Linked DNA regions of Homo sapiens: region 1 is linked to region 2. A link is a contact called in ENCODE Hi-C or POLR2A ChIA-PET data. All regions are on one chromosome and are shown on one strand. Each heading gives the region's core, a stretch centred on a gene start or an enhancer-like site at or near the end of the contact. The rest is flanking DNA. Distances are from core to core; before and after follow the strand shown.

Region 1 (4,404 bases), core at 838-3,337, 180 kb after region 2:
TATGAATTAGGGAGTCATCCGATACTCAAAAAGGCATTTTCTTCATTTCACATGAACCAAAGGAATGAAACCTAGCTGATTTCCCCCTACTGCAAACAGACAACTTACTACACTAATCTCATTATTATTATTATCATTATTATTGCTGTCATCAAAAAGCACTCTGTACTGAGGTAGAAGTCAGGACTTGACTCCAGAGGTGGGGCTTGGACACCGGACCAGATTGAGGACTAGCTAAAACAAAGCCAGAGCAGAAGCAGCTGTCAACAACAAAATGACATGCCCACCAGTGTGCCATGTCAATTTACTGTTGCCATAGCAATACCAGGGAGTTACCACCCCTTTCCATGGCAATGACCTAGTGACCCAAAAGTTACTACCCTTTCCTGAGAAATTTCTGCAAAAACAACCCCTTAATCTGCATGCAATTAAAAGTAGGTATAAATATGACTGCAAAGCTGCCCTGAGCTACTACTCTCTGCCTACTGGGTAGGCGTGCTCTGAAGAAGCAGTCACAGAGCTGTAACACTGCCTCTTCAATAAAGCTGTTTTCTTCTACCTCTGGCTTGCCCTTGAATTCTTTCCTGGGCAAAGCCAAGAACCCTCATGGGCTAAGCTCCACTTTGGGTCTCGCCTACCCTGCAGCAGCTCTATCTCAACAACCCGATATTTTAAAATATGTTCTTTTTTGAAAATCCATGTTTCCAACCTGAGAGCTGATTTTCAAAATAGGTTTTCAAAATATTTGGCTTTATAATGGTCTCCCTTTTTATTTTTTTTTTATTTTTTGAGACACAGTCTTGCTCCATCACTCAGGCTGGAGTGCAGTGGCTCACTGCAACCTCTGCTTCCCAGGTTCAAGCGATTCTCCTGCCTCAGCCTCCCAACTAGCTGGGACTACAGGCGTGTGCCACCACGCCCAATTAATTTTTGTATTTTTTAGTAGAAATGGGGGGGGGGGGTTTACCATGTTGGCCAGGCTGGTCTCGAACTCCCAACCTCAGGTGATCTGCGCCCCTCGGCCTCCCAAAGTCCTGGGATTACAGGCGTGAGCCACCACACCCAGCCTGTGGTCTCCCATTATTTTGAGGGGGGGGGAGACCTTAGTCCCTAGTAAAGTAATTCTCTAGCATATTAAGTATATGAAATGTTTCTATGCAAATGTGTTCCTTCCTACCCTACTGTGGTAAGCATGGCACAGAAGACCCTGTAGAAGATATCATCAGAAACAGCAGTCAATACTGTGCACCTCTCTGTATACAGATAAGGCAGAAGGGAGTTCATTCCAAGATGTGCAGTAAAATAATTCAGAAAAGGATGGTTGGGGGCAGTGGCGGGGGGCTTCTTTTTGAAATGAATGAACAGACAATGAAAATGAATGAATGCACATACAGTAGTGAGACAATGCAGGTTAATCCAGGGTTTACTTCAGTAATCTACTGACAGCAGCCCTCCACTGAGGAGGGGTTAGGAAGCTTAAGATGAAGAAAACCTAAAAATCAAGCCGAGTTTTGAAAAAATGTTAACTGTTTCCACTGTAAGTTTACAAAGTAAGGTGGCAAACTGAGCAAAATAAATCTCATTTTTAAAAATGAATCATGTTCACTGTTATGCAGCCAGCATTATGAGCAATTAAGTGTTTCAAGTGGTTGAGAAAACAAGAAAGGCGTTTCAGGTTCCAGTTCCTATTCTTGAGCTTTCAAAAGCCTGTGAAATCTGGCCATTGGGGACAGATGCATGGAAGACTTAACTGGCCTGAGAGATGGGCACTTTCCCTTCCTGAAGAAGTCCTACACCTCTGTAAATTGGGTTCAAGCCAGTCAAGAATTCTCAACTTAAGCTGTATCAGTGTGAATTCAAATTTCTCTAAGTTAAGAGATTCTCGGAAGGAAAAACAACTCTATTTTCAGTCAATTAAAATTAGCAAGAAAACAAGTACATTTACAAAGGGTCATGCTCCAGAAGTTATTCTCATAAGAAAGTGGTTGGGAATTTGCCTTCCACATTCCCATGGAAACCCTGTTAAATAACACCTGAGCCCACAAAGGCCTACTGACCTCATCCCATCTGAGGCATGAATACCAGCAGCCAGGCCACGTGCCTTACCTTGGGAGTAGCCTGCACCGCTTCCAGAGACTGCCTTCTCTCTGCTTTCCTCGTGAACACATTTCTTTAAATAACACTCCCTGTTACATGCCTTCTGTTGTTCTCCAGAAATCAGTCAAGTCACCGTACCTGACATCTACCACCACCTGCTTTCCTGAAACTGCTCTGGCAAAGTTATCAGGGGTTTTCTGATCTCCAAGTCCAGTTATTTCTCTGAAACATTCAACTTCACTGACCTTCGGACAAGCCCTCTTTGCATTGCTTTTAGAGCTAATCCCTTCTCTCTCTCCCTCTCTGAACTTTCTCTCATCTGTTGTGCCATCTTACCATCTTCCCTTTCTCACTAGATGATGCCTTCCTTTGCCCATTTTTTGTTGTTGTTGTTGTTGGTTGGTTCGTTGGTTGTTTTCTGAGACAGAGTCTGGCTGTTTCACCCAGGCTGGAGTGCAGTGGTACGATCTCAGCTCACTGCAGCCTCTGCCTCCTGGGTTCAAGTGATTCTCATGCCTAAGCCTCCCAAGTAACTGGGACCACAGGCGGGTGCCACCACACCCAGCTAATTTTTCTATTTTTAGTAAAGATGGGGTTTCTCCACGTTGGCCAGGCTGGTCTCAAACACCTGGTCTCAAACATCAGGTGATCTGCCTGCCTCAGCCTCCCAAAGTGCTGGGATTACATTACAGGCATGAGTCACCATGCCCCGCCGTCCATCTTTAAATGCCAGTGTTTCCTTAGTTCTATCATAGGCCTTCTCTTTATCCTACCCCTTCCTTATGGAGAGACTCATTTTTTCCATGATTTATTATAAAATGCCTGGCACATGTTAAGTGCTCAATAAATGTTAGCTTTCATCATTATCCTTCAAAACCCAGTTCAAATGTCACCTCCTGTCCAATGTCTTAGCCAACCTCCTCCACACTTCCTTCTCCTCCTGAAGAATCCTCCATGATTTGTGCTCTCAAAGAACCTTACATAAACCTCTAGTATAACAATTAGCACCAGCCTAGGCAACATGGCAAAACCCCATCTCTACAAAAAAAGAATTAAAAAATTAGCCAGCATGGTGGCACACACCTGTGATCCCAGCTACTCAGAAGGCTGAAGTGGGAGGATCGCCTGAGCCCAAGGAGGTTACGGCTGCAGTGAGCTGTGATCGCACCACTGCACTCCAGCCTGGGTGACAGAGTGACTCAGTCTCAAATTTTTTAAAAAACAACAACAACAAACAATTAGCACAATATATATAATACGTTCATAGGCTGGTCTCCCTTACCAGACTGTGAGCCGCTCCAGGAAAGGGATGACATCATTGAATTGTATTCTACAAACATCATTAAGTGTCATCTACAGGTCACACACTGATACAGAAGACCTGGGGCATGTCAAGAACCATAAAATGTGATCTTTGTCATTAACTCACACTTAAGCAGAAAAAGCAGACATCAAAACCAATAACTAAAACACCACTGGGGGGAAAGTGTGATATTCATTCAATCAATCAATCTGTATCAAGTGCCAAGCACTCCATTAGGTACTAGAGGTGCAGGGTTAACAAGACAGAAAAAGAGACATGGAACTATATTCTAATGATTCTTTAAAAAACCAGAAACTGCTCCTTGTTTGTCAGATGTTTCTAACAAAAGGTTTTTCATTATTGTGTAAATTGGACTTGACTTTTTCAGTTGTTCCTTCTTAGTCATATCACGTATGATGCAAGACCTATGGAGCAACAGCTTTCTTTATATCTCCCAAAGAATCAAGCATGATTTGAATACTGAATCCTTAAAGCAAATCAAAATTTATTTAACAGCCTTCAGAGGTCATTTCAAGAGGGAATAGATAGGGCTGCTAACAGAAATATGAATTAAAAAAAAATTCAGATCTTAGAGAATAAAAATAGAAGGATAAATAGTTCCAAGATTATTCATACCTTAAAAGAAAAAGAATGCTAAGGTCAAGCTTATAAGCAACTAGGCAATGTGCTGGATTCAGGAAGAAATTTACCTGGTGACCACATATTAGGTATAGATTATGGCTCAAAAGTTGGGTAATACTTTTTGCTGTGGCTAAATGGGACAATGACAAGTCTTGAAAAAATAATTCTCATAGACTAAATATTAAGTCATTAGAAGCTTGTAACCTAGTCCAGGTCTCAAATTAGGCTTTCGGCACGTAGACCAGGTAACTGAAAACTGAAAGCAGATGAGAGTCTCGAATTCTCCTGTCATAGCCTTTTTCTTCTTCTATGCTCTCAGAAAACCTCCTCATATTAAATGTGGCATATCCTCTGGCACAGAA
Region 2 (4,097 bases), core at 1,347-3,846:
GTCTGTGTGGCCTTACCTGGGGTACTCTGGTGATATGGTTTGGCTGTGTCCCCACCCAAATCTCATCTTGAATTGTAGCTCCCATAATCCCCATGTGTCATGGGAGGGACCAAGTGGGAGGTAACTGAATCATGGGGGTGGGTCTTTCCTGTGATGTTCTCATGATAGTGAATAAGTCTCATGAGATCTGATGGTTTTACAAATGGGAATTCCCCTGCACAAGCTCTCTTGCCTGCCGCCACGTAAGATGTGACTTTGCTCCTCATTCACCTTCCACCATGATTGTGAGGCCTCCCCAGCCATGTGGAACTGTGAATCAGTTAAACTTCTTTCCTTTATAAATTACCCAGTCTCAGGTATGTCTTTATTAGTAGCATGAGAACAGACTAATACATATAGTTTCCTCCGCATCCCAAGGATGTGCACGTTAGGTTCATTTGTGTGTCTACGTGGTCTCAGTGTGGGTGTGTGTGTGTATGTACCCTGCAGTGGAATAGTGTCCTTTCCAGGGCGGGTGCCCGCCTGGTACTGAGCTGCCAGAATAGGCTCTGGCCACCCATGGCCTTGAACTGGGTAGATAGTTATCTTGTTTTTATTCATCTTTCTTAAATGTATATAGAGTTCACATTTATTTCAATGTAGAATATTAGAAGTGTTTTAGTCTTTATTTAGGAGTTTGGTCATGTTTTTGTGACCAGAAATATGCCATAGGAACTTAACTCTTGTTTATGTCAATTAGTCTACGGCAAAACTGGTTTGGTTATATGTAATTTTGCTTCAGTCACAGTTTCCAAGGACTTATCAACTACATTAAGTGAAGACTCACTACAATTTACTTCCCTTTGCCCTTCACCCTCCTTTTAAATATAACCTTACAAGCTCAGGGGTTCTGTTGTATTTGCTGATGTTTCCCAAATGCTGAGAGGAGCGACTGGCAGGTAGCCTCATGCTAATGTCAGAATTAGCAACTCACATGGCTTAATGTGTGTTTATTGATGGAATGAATAAACAAATGAATGAAGAGTAAAAGAGGCTTGTAGGGGCTATTTGGAATGTCACCAATGTGAAAAATTTGCTTCTGACTTAAAAATAGCTTATGTTCAAAAATGCAATGAAAAAATCATTTCCCTATTTTCATATTAATATATTCCCTACCATAGGGTTTGCCTTCTTTTTTCCTGTGGGGTAGGTTTATCATGATGATCACTACAGGTTCCTCTTGCCTTTCACATCATCTGTGACAGCTGCAGGCGGTTAGGACACAGATAAAATATGTAACCTTTGGGAAATGAAGCACCTGGGAGAGGATTTACCTGAGCTAAAGATTCCATTAGGTTTCTCACAATTTTGTCTTGGTCTTCCGTCAGGATCCTGTGAAGGGTAGCTCGCCTCTCACTGTCCTTCCTCAGCATGAAGAATCCAGAATCTTTTTCTTCAGGGGAAGGAGGAGCACTGTGATCTTCAAAATTCTCATCTGGAATGCTGAGAAAATTTATGCAGCATAAATCACAGTTCCCTTTATAAAATGACACACTTAACAACACACTTCTCTCACCCCAAGTAAGTCAGGTCTTTACCCCAAAAAGAGTGTCCGAATTCCCTTGACATCTCTTTCTCCGCAGGACTTGGCTCTTGTTTTGAAAGAGAAGGGGTCCACTTTCAACTCCGTGTCGGGTGAAACTGAGCCGTACTCACTGCTGCTGCTGGTGTCCTCCACCAGCACAGGTACCGGCAAGGATATACTCCTGAGATATTCTGCTTGTGATGAGAGGAGGGAAAAGATAATTGACACTTTAAAAAATGTACACATACTGAAACACCCATTGAAAGAGGCCATATTCTTTGTCAAATATCTTGTTGCAATGAGCAGCATAATTATGCTATGTAAGGGAACGGTCATGTGTTATGACTGCCTCCCTTGCTCAGCATAACCCATACAGCAGGGTAGCCAGGAAAGGGCCTCCCAGGCCCTGGGAGGGATATCTCTGGGGTACCAAAACAGTCAAGGAAGCCCAAGTTCAGTGGGTCTACTGAGGGTCTGATCCCCTCATTTTTACTGACTACTAATTATTTCTATTTATGGGTCTCAGTTTTCATATTTATCAAATTCAGGGTCAGATTGATAATCTTTAAGCCTGTTCTTCAGGGGCTTAAGTGTCTCCATTAGCATCTTGGGGCTGCCTTGGTTGGGATGAGTGAGTGGGATGCTGTAGGTCTAGACCACAGGTTCCAATCCTGTTATACCTGAAACCAGAGAAAATATGCTGACTGTCATATATCACAGTTCTGCTTAAGGATTCATATAAAAAAGGATTCATCACTGAAAACAAATTTTGGAAACAGATGGACTAGATGATCTCTTAGGTCTGTCCTGGTTCTCAGATACTATGATTCTCTAGTAGACATGAGCTGCTTCTTTATTTGGATGGAGAATAAGACAGTGGAGTTGCCTATATTTCCTCAAACATTGGTTTTAAAGAAAGCTTCATAGGTTGCTCTGGGTGTCAACATCTTTCCAGCAGATGGGGAAGAAAGAGTAGGAGGATCTCATAGGAAGTTTTTATGAATCATGCTTGGGTGAGTTGCCACTCGGGCCCACCATCCATTGCCCAAGCCTCAGTCCACCAGCCACAGTTACTTGCCAGGAGGCTGGGAAACCCCAGAAGGAAAAGGAAACAGGTCTGGAGGACAGCTAGTCAGTCTCTGTATATGTATGCCTGAACAGTTCACAGAAAGAAAAACACAAAAAGCTCCCAAATGTATATAAAACTTCTCAGCCTCACTCCTAATGAGAGAAACGGGTATCTGAATCACAATAAAATACTGTCCATGATCTATCCTATGGACAGATATGCAAAAAAAAAAAAAAAAAAGAAAGTGGTTTTTGCCAGAAACATCTTTATCAAACACACATCCTAATGCTACAAAAGCATTTTAATAAAGAATGAAGGTATAAAATTATAGAAAAGGAAATCCACTGTTGCCTGGAATCTCCTTCTTACTTAATTCCTCTTGGGCTGAACTGAATCAACTGCCCTGATCTCAAGGATAGGGGACTCATGACATTGGTTTCAGCTGTAGCGAGAAAGACGGAAGTACATACAGCTTTCAGGAACAGCTGACCTCGGGGGAAACCACCTTACTGGTCAGTAACTGGAAAGTCTCCCCAGGATGAATTGGTTGACTTATCTGCTGTTATTTAAATAGTTCTGTAGCTGAATCACTAGAAGGCAGGAAGCAAGAGGAAGCCACAAAGAGTTGCTGAATTGACCAATTAAGTACCAGTATGCAAATGATATATGGCAGGGGAAATGCCTGGCATGTATTGTTTCCACATATTCTGGAGCAGCTCATGGGCCTAGCATTTCACGGACCATATTTTGGGCAGTGCTGCTACAGCAGAAAGGAAATGGGTGACCTCTTCCTTGCTGGTAATAGTAAGGTTGTCTGAGAGAAGAAAGGTTTGAAGGGGGGCCCAAACACCAAACTGCTTTTGAGTCATTCCTGGGGAAGGTCAAGGTCTATAGTGTGCCTTGTTTCACTTTAGAGTCAACATCTCGCTATTTGGGGGGAACGGACTTTAGAACAGAAAAAAATAGCTGCTTGGGAGAAAGAGTTTCACTGCTATGAGATGTCAAGTCCCTAAAGTTAAATGTTACTGATGGAAGAATACAGCTGAAGAAGAGCTCTTGGCTTGACTGAGTAGCTGATCTCTTTACAAGAAGGGATACAAGCCCTGCAGTGGAACTCACTGCTGATCCTTCAGACTTGGTGAGTTTCTTCACCAGCCCATTTTTATGAGATGCATGCCACACTCAGAAACGGAGGTGTGCATCATTCATATTTCAAAGACAAAATTGTTGTTTCTTGGGAGTAAAGAGACTAGTACAGACTAGACTAGAAGAGTACAAGATGAGGGATTCCTATCGTGTGTTTCCGTGTTTGTGTGTGTGTGTGTGTGTGGTAAATGTATGTGTATCTAAAGAAGAGAAGGAGTAAGGACTTGAATTATCCTGTATTTTGGCTTTTTGGTCATATCATGTGGTTTGATTATCCAGTAATGAGAGGACTTGTGTCACGCCTGTGAATTTTAACGT

Evidence for each region. A loop is a pair of places that touch in the nucleus more often than their neighbours do. ChIA-PET counts read pairs that join two places held with the same protein, here RNA polymerase II (POLR2A). Pooled maps may share reads with other maps.
Region 1: a loop to region 2 is called in a pooled map, with 2.9 times the contacts of the local background. The contact joins two enhancer-like sites. A Hi-C loop is called at or near these places in 5 of 50 pooled maps. POLR2A ChIA-PET finds 5 or more read pairs at or near these places in 5 of 52 experiments (AG04450, CD4-positive, alpha-beta memory T cell, GM12878 and 2 more).

What each region holds. Positions count from the first base shown.
Region 1 is chr6:136,771,149-136,775,552 of GRCh38, forward strand. The region is part of intron 1 of MAP3K5 (mitogen-activated protein kinase kinase kinase 5); the gene reads right to left. Among named protein-coding and RNA genes, the nearest start is that of MAP3K5-AS2, 11 kb to the right of the region's middle. RefSeq lists a silencer at 1,903-2,197. Within about 2 kb of position 2,088, at least 14 of the 41 ENCODE cell types and tissues checked have a DNase peak (open chromatin) inside an H3K27ac peak, as active enhancers do; they include GM12878, where a contact is called at or near this core.
Region 2 is chr6:136,590,860-136,594,956 of GRCh38, forward strand. MAP3K5 (mitogen-activated protein kinase kinase kinase 5) reads right to left here. Exons shown (of 30, transcript NM_005923.4): 22 at 1,578-1,755; 23 at 1,314-1,482. Among named protein-coding and RNA genes, the nearest start is that of MAP3K5-AS1, 36 kb to the right of the region's middle. RefSeq lists an enhancer at 3,630-3,789. Within about 2 kb of position 2,597, at least 13 of the 41 ENCODE cell types and tissues checked have a DNase peak (open chromatin) inside an H3K27ac peak, as active enhancers do; they include GM12878, where a contact is called at or near this core.